Regions from separate parts of the Mus musculus genome. Here all the other regions are linked to region 4. Evidence: chromatin loops called from intact Hi-C (ENCODE). Cell type or tissue: left cerebral cortex. All regions are shown on one strand.

Evidence for each region. Peaks named below come from ENCODE experiments on the same cell type or tissue, not always from the same donor. Only the 100,000 strongest peaks of a DNase experiment are listed, where the experiment ranks them.
Region 1: a loop joins it to region 4, with 6 times the contacts of the local background. A loop is called at or near these places in 5 of 42 quality-filtered maps.
Region 2: a loop joins it to region 4, with 5 times the contacts of the local background. A loop is called at or near these places in 2 of 42 quality-filtered maps.
Region 3: it touches region 4 in a loop (2.6-fold over the local background); 3 of 42 quality-filtered maps call a loop at or near these places.

What each region holds. Positions count from the first base shown.
Region 1 is chr7:63,345,114-63,347,613 of GRCm38, reverse strand. All of the region lies in intron 9 of 4930554H23Rik (RIKEN cDNA 4930554H23 gene), which reads left to right. Among named protein-coding and RNA genes, the nearest start is that of 4930554H23Rik, 98 kb to the left of the region's middle. In left cerebral cortex, a CTCF peak has its summit at 1,347 (motif pointing right); DNase peaks (open chromatin) are centred at 1,166, 1,311 and 1,766; H3K27ac peaks cover 1,707 bases.
Region 2 is chr7:63,211,310-63,213,809 of GRCm38, reverse strand. Chrna7 (cholinergic receptor, nicotinic, alpha polypeptide 7) reads left to right here and starts at 1,284. Exons shown (of 10, transcript NM_007390.3): 1 at 1,284-1,388; 2 at 1,563-1,702. The coding sequence starts at 1,334. In left cerebral cortex, a CTCF peak has its summit at 1,158; DNase peaks (open chromatin) are centred at 1,216, 1,726 and 1,879; H3K4me3 peaks cover 1,427 bases; H3K27ac peaks cover 463 bases.
Region 3 is chr7:63,555,240-63,557,739 of GRCm38, reverse strand. All of the region lies in intron 1 of Otud7a (OTU domain containing 7A), which reads right to left. Among named protein-coding and RNA genes, the nearest start is that of Otud7a, 110 kb to the right of the region's middle. In left cerebral cortex, a CTCF peak has its summit at 1,385; DNase peaks (open chromatin) are centred at 1,173 and 1,383; H3K27ac peaks cover 1,478 bases.
Region 4 is chr7:63,444,161-63,446,660 of GRCm38, reverse strand. It overlaps Otud7a (OTU domain containing 7A), which reads right to left and starts at 1,889. Exons shown (of 14, transcript NM_130880.1): 1 at 1,734-1,889. 4930554H23Rik (RIKEN cDNA 4930554H23 gene) reads left to right here and starts at 2,132. Exons shown (of 10, transcript NR_131089.1): 1 at 2,132-2,500. In left cerebral cortex, a CTCF peak has its summit at 1,105; DNase peaks (open chromatin) are centred at 1,178 and 1,964; H3K4me3 peaks cover 2,413 bases; H3K27ac peaks cover 1,942 bases.

The DNA.
Region 1 (2,500 bases), 99 kb after region 4:
GACATCCCCAGAAAACAGAAACAAGGTCTTCACACAACAGTAGAACAAAAGAGAACAACCTAAAACAATTAGGATCTTCATAACACCATTACTCTTTTTTTATTAGATATTTTCTTTACTTACATTTCAAATGCTATCCCGAAAGTTCCCTATACCCTCCCCCAGCCCTGCTCCCCTACCCACCCACTCCCACTTCTTGGCCCTGGCATTCCCCTGTACTGGGGCATATAAAGTTTGCAAGACCAAGGGGCCTCTCTTCCCAATGATGGACAACTAGGCCATCTTCTGCTACATATGCAGCTAGAGACACGAGCTCTGGGGGTACTGGTTAGTTCATATTGTTGTTCCACCTACAGGGTTGCAGACCCCTCAGCTCCTTGGGTACTTTCTCTAGCTCCTCCATTGGGGGCCCTATAACACCATTACTCTTAACCTTCCCCAGCAGGCCCTGCCTTTCAAAATGCTTCCCAGAACATGGACTTTCCAATACAAAAGCTTGGACACATTTGGACAGCAGTGTGTGTGTGTGTGTGTGTGTGTGTGTGTGTGTGTGTGTGTGTGACCCAGCTCTTTTCTGGTGACCTTTGTGTGTATTTCCTGATATGACTACTTCCCTAGAATACATAGCTCATGACCCTCTATAAAATTACTCTTTAATATCTTGTATTTACAGTGGTCAATGTTTTAAACATGTTTAAAAACATATTTACATTTGGTCTTTAAAGGCCTGGACTCTTATAAACACAGTGTTATTTATGATAGATCTAGGAAGCTCACAAACTCTTACAAAGCTGGTTAAACTTGGCCTGTTCTCATATCCACACCGTGGAGAACTCAGTCTTTCGTTATCCACATGCCACAGTTTATTTCTCTTGTTCTTGCTATTACAACTGCCTATGCCCTACTGCTCTCAGTGCACTATGAAGCCCATTGAGCAGCAGCATCTCTCAGTTGTATCTCCAGGCTTAGCCTATCTATCCTAGCATACAGTCACATGCAAGTCAGCACTCAGTAGTGTTTGGTTCAGTGGAGTCTTCATCTTCCTGGATAACTCACCTGTTTTTCTCACCTCCCATTCTCCATATGGGCCAAGAGGCCCAGAGTCTTCGAGGCCTGAGTGTCTCTGACATTCTCTAGCTTGTGTCTGTGAACATGTGCGGATATTAGTCATCTTATGCAGAACAGGATATATCTGTCACTTCTCCCCATGTGAAACCCTCCCTTCAACAGGATTTATTTTAAGAACTGTGTGAGAAGAGATAATTTCACAGGCAACCCTGTGAAAATCCAGTTTGTCAACATTAAATTCCTGTTTCATCTGATTGTTCTGAGCGCTTGATCACCAGGGGGCGCTATTGATCAGGAGGCTCACCCAGTCCCCGCTGCTGACTGTAGGGCTGACTAATGAAGCTATGTGACCATGCAGGTTCCCTAACCTGTATCTTGACAAAATAGGCGAGTGTTGTTTGCATCATATTGAGAAGCACGCTGTGTCCATTTTTGACTGGTGGTAATCTTTGACATCCTGCGTGCTGGGTGGCCACTCTGGTCCTGACTCACTGTTTCTGAAGTGGCTGGGCTCAGCCAGCTCTTCACTTTTCTCTAGATAGAATTGAACCACATCAGAGGACTTTTTTCTTTTCCCTCACTGATACACAGAGAAGGAGTAGGGTGTCTTCCTCCTCCACACTCTGGGGCGGCTCAAATTGGGTGAGAAACGCCACGGGTCTGATTCTATGCTGCCTCAAGCTGTGCAAAGTTCTGTGCATCAGCTGGGAGGAATCGCACCCCTTCCTCCACACACCCACACCGGGAGTTTCTATAGCAACTTTGGAAGAGGAATTTCCAGGACTGCAGATCCTGTCACAGTAACCCAGTGCAGGAAGAGAGTGTGGTTTGAGGAGGGAGCTAAGGAGCCAGAGCCTAGAGCAAAGCTGGCAGTGTGGGGTGATGTTCTACAGACAGCCAGGATGCTGAGGGGCCAGGAAGTCTGGTCCAGTCCCTCCTGGCTTCCAAGCAACTGGCAACTCAGAAGCAGTTCTTGAGCATCTTGTAGATAATAATTGCACTTCAAAGGTGGTTACAAGGATTAAATGGGGGAGCTTTGTAGGCTTCTCATTTGATCTTTTCTGAGAATCCCTGCAGGCCAGGCCACAGTTGAGTCCAGGGGAGGGCTGCTTGTGGGTGTCTGTAGAATAGAAAGGCAGTTATACAAGTGGATAGCTTGATGAAGAGACAAAAATATGAATATCAAAGCATTCTAGCCACAGAGATGATGTTTTCTCTCCCACTTTTATATAATGACACTATTTATGGTAGAAAGGTTTCTTTTAGCTTTTAACTCTGTTTGGACCCCCAAAGGAACCTTTCAACTACATACCACTCCACATCACACATAAACATTCTAAATCTGAAAATCAGCACGCTTGTCTCTTAACACCTAGGTAATGAGCATTAGACATTTATTCCAGCCGCGAGTCTATATTGCAAGCTTCCTACA
Region 2 (2,500 bases), 230 kb after region 4:
CTCTGATGTTTTTTTTTTTTTTCCTTCTCTCCTATCTTCCTGGCAGTGAATGCTTTACAGCTCATTCCTTCACCAAGTGCCTGCTTTGTGATGTTCCTGCTGTTGGACATAGGATGAGGAGTACCCAGGTGCCAGATATACACCCAACTGTTTGCCACATGCCTCTGCCTGCTGTCCCCTTCCCATGTGGAATACTGGGTCTCCTTTGACGGGAGCCCTGGTCAGTTGTCTGTCTTTTGTTTTTTTGTTTTTGCTTTTTTTTTTAAATGAACTTTCTCCCAAAACAGTTTTCCCCCCTTTGCTCTTAACCTGAAGCTGTGAAACCTTATACCAACTCTTTATACTTCTATTAGTAATCAACATGGGAATCCTTCAAGATACTCATTTCCAGGGTATTGCATGCCACTGCTCCTGCAAACCAAGCAGCTGGAGTCACTATCCCCTTCCCACCACTTCCAGTTTAGTCACTTTTTTTTTTTTTTGATAAGCCTGTCCCTCTTTTTTAGTGTTGTACTTTCTAACCCATTGGAGCAACAGTCTGATGACACAGGTGTTATGGAGTCTGTGGGAAGAGAGGATGGATTCCGCTAACGGAAACCAGAGTAGTCATCAAGGTGTGCTTTCTGTACTTCCGGGGACAAATGGGGTAGCCTAACTCACTTCTGACTGCTCTCATTAGTACCATCCTCCCAATATGGCAGCAAGGAAGATACCTCTAGACCAGGGTCTCTGTGGCTGATCTCCCTCAGTCCTTACTTGTTCATTTACTGTTCTTTGAATCAAAGAGGCCGACAGAATCAAGTTTTGGCTTGTCTTTTCAGAAAGGGATTGGAGTTAATGTTCCAATTTTCTGAATCTGTTTTAAAAGAAAGTGAGACTAGGTCAGGCTTTCTGCTGATAAAGTATGTTATGCCTCAGGAAGGAGCTAATCGCTGGAAACACCAGGTCTTGCAGGGAAAACATAGGCTTACTCCTGCGTGGTCTACCTTGTCTGGCTGGAGAAACTTCTGAGTTTGCGATGCAGATTCTGGTACCAGAGAGAGTCCTGGAGGACTGGGTCTGAAAACTGTTACTGGTGTGAGTACAGAGCACAGTTGGTAGCAGGAGCAAGTAGCTCGGGGTCAGAGGCCATCAACTAGCTGAGCAGGGATGCAGTTCCCGGGGCGGCCACGGAGCTGCGCGGCTCAGAGAGCGCTCGCGAGGCGGGGGCGCGCTGTCACGTGTGGGGGTGCGCGGCGGCGGCGGGCGCGCGCAGCGCTTTAAAGGCGCGGAGGCGGCTGGAGCGGCAGCTCGGCCCCGGCGGACGGCGGGACACGGCGGCTGCTCCGGCGACATGTGCGGCCGGCGGGGAGGCATCTGGCTGGCTCTGGCCGCGGCGCTGCTGCACGGTAACCTCAGCGCGGCTTCGGCCCTACTCCCCGCGGCGGGCTCCGGGGAGCAGACTCCGGCGGGCAGGCGGGCGGGCGGGTGGTCCCGGGTTGCGGCTGGGCGGCGGGGCTGAGATGCTCTGGGGCGGGGTGGCGGCCCCGTGCTGAGGCCCGCTGGGCGCTCTGCTTCCTAAGTGTCCCTGCAAGGCGAGTTCCAGAGGAGGCTGTACAAGGAGCTGGTCAAGAACTACAACCCGCTGGAGAGGCCGGTGGCCAACGACTCGCAGCCGCTCACCGTGTACTTCTCCCTGAGCCTCCTGCAGATCATGGATGTGGTGAGTCTGGCGGGGCGCTCGGGCCACACACCCTCCTGTCCCGGACCAGGTTGCGCTTCGGGCAGGACCCCCAGCCACCTGTGCATGGGTACTTGGGTCGCATCTTTCTTTTAGCTAGAAACTCCCGGCCAAAGTGTCCTAAGCTGGGAGTCAGTAGCAGGAACAGGCTTCCTTGGTCACTTTCAGACTCCCTTAGAAAGAAAACTAGTGCAGCTCTGCGCCCGGAGCCCGGAATAGTTTAGATACTTACAAGCTTTTCTTCCTCTTTAGTGACTGCGTAGTGCCTTGGTGGGGGCCTGGCTTTTCGGCTGCCAATCTGTTTGGGGAGAAGGCCAACTGTAGGTGTCTAGAAGCGTTCCCATTAGGGGGATGGTCATTGGTTTTATTTTGTGGAGACGACAGTTGTGGGCGATCCTTTTTGGAGAATTCCAGGCAGCTAGTAGCAGTCCTCTGGACCCCTTGCAGCAAGCCACACCCCTGCAGTATCTGTGACAGCTTGGTTTTTTTCTTCTGCCAGCTGGGCTACTTTTTACGATTTTTTATAGGTGGAGTCTTCCAAATGATGCCAATACTTAGAAAGTGTTCCAGTGTCTGTTCTCTAGGTGGGTAAGGCTGGAGCAAAGGGATTTTTGTGTTCATCAGGAGAAACTACTGTGAGCAAAGAGGTACCAAAAGAACTTTGGTAAAGTGGCATGGCAGGTGGTACTTCCCACTCCTGCCCTCACTCCTAGGCTGTTCCTTTTAATCTAGTTAGTTCTCATGATGAATGGCTTCTCACTTCATACTATACCCGTTAAA
Region 3 (2,500 bases), 110 kb before region 4:
TGCTGGATAGAAAAACTTTATTATCTTTGTGACAACAAACATTTTGTAAAACAGTTTTCCAGGCCCAACTTGAGACCCAACCCATGTGTAAACACCAGTCCCCAACACTATTAATGATACTCTGTTATGCTTGCAGACAGGAGCATGGTGTCCTGAGAGACTCCACCCAGCAGCTGACACAGAAGGACACCCACTGCCAAACAGTGGATGGAGCTTGGGAACTCTTATGGAAGAATAGGAGGAAGGATATCAGCTCCCAAAAAAGATAGGAATTCCACAGGAAGACCAAGAGAGTCAACTAACCTGGACCCTTGGGGCTCTCAGAGTCTGAACCACCAACCAAAGAACATACATGGGCTGGACCTGGGCCTCCCTGCTCATATGTAGCAGATGCGCAGCTTGGTCTTCATGTGGGTCCCAAATAACTGGGAAGGGGGCTATCCCAAAAGCTGTTGCCTGTCTGTGGGATATGTTCTTCTAGCTGGGCTGCCTTGTCGGGCCTCAATAGGACAGGAAGCATCTAACTTCAAGTGCCATGGTGGGGGGATATGCAAGAGGGGCCACACCTGCTCAGAGGAGAAGGGGAGGGAGTATGGGGGGAATAATTGTGGAAGGTAACAGGGAGTGGGGCAGTGAGCCAGATATAAAGTAAAAAATATATGTATTATGTATGTATATGTATATATGTGTAAAAATATGTAAAAAAATAAATTAAAGAAAAGGTAACAGTTTTTCAGGGAAATCAAGTGCATCTATTGTTTCAAGGAGGGGACAAGCAAGAGGTATTAATGCCCCAGATGTGGAGCATCTTGGAGGTGTGCAGGGGAACAGGGCTGAAGTAAGAGGGCTGAAAGCCAGGAGAGAGGAGCTCACCGTGAATGGTGCACCATTCTGTGTAACTAGCATCGTGGCAGTATTGAGAGGTGAGGAGTTTGGTGGAGAATAGAAATAAGAGCACACACCTGTTCAGCATAGGGGGAGTAGCTCCAGCCACCCTCACCCTCTGTACTTGAGAAGCAAAGACACTCAGAGAAGAGAAAGAAAGCCATTGCCTGATCTGTTCTGAGCTAAGGCATTACAATGGAGCAGGGCAGGATCCTTAGCTCCCACAGTCCAGGAGGACCATCTGTTGCAACAGCTTTCCTCTGAGGTCGGTTATATTAGCTGGCTGGTGCTGTGAATTGCCTTGAGAGGCAGAAATCTAGTACTTGGACCCCACGTGGTGATGTTTCCTGGGCCTGTACACTGAGGTACCTGCTGCCTGTCCGTGGGAAATCCAGACGCTGCAGCCTCTTGGGTTCAGGAGAGTGCAAGCAACAATAAATCCAATGGCTTGCATTCACTCGGGACAGAGTCACAGTCTATGAATAGCATTCCATCTGGAAGACTATTCCAATTACTCCTCTAGATGGCCTCCAGGTTCCTTCAAAACAATCTGCTCCCATGTGGATTCTAGACTCCCTTAAATGCTACCCTGTCTGGGCGCAGCGACTACGTAAAGTTGTCTCTAGGGAAGACAGTGTATGCCAGGAGGGACTTTAGAATTAGCTACATTCCTGGGAGCTGCAGGATTCAACTCCGTAATTTCTGGATGGATTCTGGAAGGTTCTGGGGCATGAGTTATCAGCACAAGACACTTTTATGTCAAGTGCTCTGGATCAAGTGGCTTGAGAGCTCTCTAAACCACTAAGCACGTGGGGCCAATGTGGGAAGCTGATAAATGCCTGCAGCTTGGTCAATTTCTGTAAAGATTACAACTTGAGTTGTAATAGCTTTCAGTCTGCAAAGTCATGCAGTTCAATACTGAGTTTCCCGAATTGAGTGTCTTTGCAGAGAACAACCGAATATCTACTCTTGCTCCACTTTTCAAGGTAAAATAAAACAAAACAAAACAATATAAGATAAAAGCATGTCTTGAAAATTGTCACAGCTCATTGCAAAATCGAGAAGAAAATAGCAATGCCAGCACCCTTTAGCCTTTTTATTAGTTAAATACTCAGTGTTGTCGTTTCTAGGGCAATGTTAAGGTAAGTGTGTGTGTCCTTCCCACATTACAAAGGCAACTAGAAAGCCCCACATCTGTTTAACAACAGCACTGGAACATCTCCTATGGGCGGGCCCTTCTGGGGATCCATGAGGATCGGTCGGCGGAAGAAGCAGAGTTCCTCGGGGCTTCTTTTATACCCACAGCATTCATTCCCTGCACAGGATGCAGAAGATGGCTGGGTACTATGGTTAATAATGTAAACAGGCCAAAGGGAGAGCTGAGGCATGTAGGAAGACATTCAGAGCAGGTCTCACTGAGAAAATGCTTCTTTTAAGATGAAGGTCCCTGAAAAATCCCTGTCTGTACTCTGCAGACCGAGGACAGATTAGGACTCAGTTGGAATGGTATAGATTGACAGCCACAGTCATTCCCTAAATAACTATTTATCATCCACCTGAGTATCTGACCTAGCATCTTCTTGAATGTCAGGCAACATTTTTGGAGTATATTTAA
Region 4 (2,500 bases):
ACCGCTGTGAATAAGTTTGACATTATCAAGAGGTCAGAGACTATGATGTACACATTGCTCACTCACTGGTGGCTGCTCCCTCTCCTCCTCCAGCAATGGGGGGGGGGGGGCTCAGAAGTTTACTTCCCAAAGGTACATCTGCTACCTAATCTAGGCACAGTTGTGATTAGTATGTAGCCAGACTCCATGAAGTAATGATTTGCATTCACGATCACCCTGAACACCAAAAGTCTACAGTAACCACTATTTCCAGGGTTCCAGATTCAAACCTTCCTGTGGCATATGGCACTAAGTTCCTTGCAAACCCAATATGATCACACTAATAATTTAAGGCATCCTTATTTTAACCAATTAGGAGGTGCCATTAATTATTAAATACAAAAACATCAATACTTTGGTCTCTTATTAGATCTCCTTTTGATACAACAGGCCTAAGTAGATGTTCGGACTGTCTTGGGAACTAGCTTTCGGCTGTTCCCATAAGAGCAGATACTAATGGCATACTCATATAATCAAATGAGGGCATGCTGCTGGCATTTATTGAGGAATTTTCTTCCAGAACTTGGTGTGCTGTGTAGATCTTAGGCTCTCATATTCCTTGAACGCTTTGGATAGGTCTTGGGGTCTGGTGGGACACACAAGTGCTAAAAGAGCCCTAGAGTAACCAGCACCTCTCCCAGGCACACCCTAGACGGGGATGTTGGTGATGGAGGAACCCTTCAGATTCACCTGAAGCAATCAAGGCCTGCAACGACCCTGCTCTAGTCCCATTGTCTGCCTTTGCCTGGACACACACTAAATAGATTTTTTAAAAAAAAGAAGTGTTTCCCATACAGGTCATTTTCATTAACAGAGATAAGGCAAGGTACAAGCATGTACTGCCATACCTGATGGATCTGTGTGCTCTGGATCAGCTGATTTCCAGACCTGTAGGGACACATTTTCTTTCAGCCACTCTCTCAAATGTACTAATCTTCAAGCCAACAGAATAAAAACTGCACTTTATGAGGTTTTCGAGTTTTGAGCGCAGAGAAGCAAATTCGATGGCTAAGATTCTCAAAGAGCTGCAGTAGCTGTACCGGTCGGGAGGAGGGTACACTTGAGCGGTTATGTCCAATGAAGGAAAGTTTTAGTTAATGATGACATCACTGACATCTCCCAAATTTAAAGGAGCACTTAAAGCACAGCAGATACAATTTTCCCCCTCCAGTGAGGAGATACTAGGGAAGGCCTCTGGGTTCAGAGCCAAATTGCATCAACCCTTCGCAGCTGGCCAGTCAGACCCAGAGAAGTACGCGGGGGCCACCGTGACCCACGTAGCCATAGCCCCTGTGCAAGCCGCCTCAGGCGCCGCTCTGAGCTAACCCTGCCCTTCGGACCCCCAACGCGCCCCCACGGACCGAGGGCCCAGTCCCGCGCGCTTGCCATCACGTTCCAGTGCGGAACCGCGAAAAGGGCCAGGAGGCAGCCGCCGGAGCCAGCGGGAGCGCCGCGCCCTACCCTCGCCCGGCTGAAGCCGGAGCCGGTGCCCGTGGCGCCCACGAGATCCCGAACTGTTCCCGCAATGCAGACGCGCAGTGTGAGCCCTGCGCCCCCAGCGTCCTGCAGCCCCTGCCCAAGCCCACTCGCCTCCCGGCCAAGCGCAGGGCGACCCCGCGCCGCGCGCCCCATCGCACCTGCCCGCTGCGCCCGGCCCGCCGCCCGCCGGCAGCACCGTGGCCAGCGCCGCTTACCTGCCGCGCAGCCCGCCGGTCCGCCCGCAGCGCCGCAGTCGCCGCTAGCCGACTTCCATCTTCCCTGGCTTCGGGAAAACCAGATCAGCTGTTCCGCTCGCGCCCAGCCGCGGCCCCCTCCCCAGCTGCCGCGCGGCGCCCGGGCCTCTCCTCCCCCGCCTTCCTGGCTGCGCCGCGCTCCGCCCCCCGCGCCCCTCCGCTCCGCCCGCGGTCGCGCGCAGCGCCCGCCTCCCGGCTCCGTCCGCGGCCCCGAGGCGCGCGCCCTGCCTTGACGTCACCGCTTCCACCGTGCCCCGCCCCCGCCGAAGTGGTGCGGGTAGGGGAGCGCGCGTGCTCGTGGCCACCGTTGGCCTCGGTCGCGCCGAGCTCTGCGAAGACGCGCTAGGACCCGCTGTGTCCCCATGCACGCGCTCCCATGTTTGCCCCCTTAGGGTGTAGCCTTTTGAGGTTGTCCCTGGACTTAGGGAAACCCACCCTCCCCTCTGCCCTGCTCATCTTTTCTCTAGTGGTCTGCATTCACCTTTGGTTTCTTTCTCTGGGCTGGCTCTCTTTTTCTAAACACCCTAAACTTTGACTGTTTCCACGCCCCTCTGACCTTCCCCTATTTCTTTCCCCATTAATAATGTTTACATGACTGTTTTAGACGTTTCCTCCGTGGTGACTGTTTAAGACTTTTCCTCCAGCCTGATATCAAGTGGATGCCACTGCTTTCTGCCCTCTCATTTAACCGTCTTGGTGTAGCTTTTGCCTGTTAGGTTCAGAGCTGG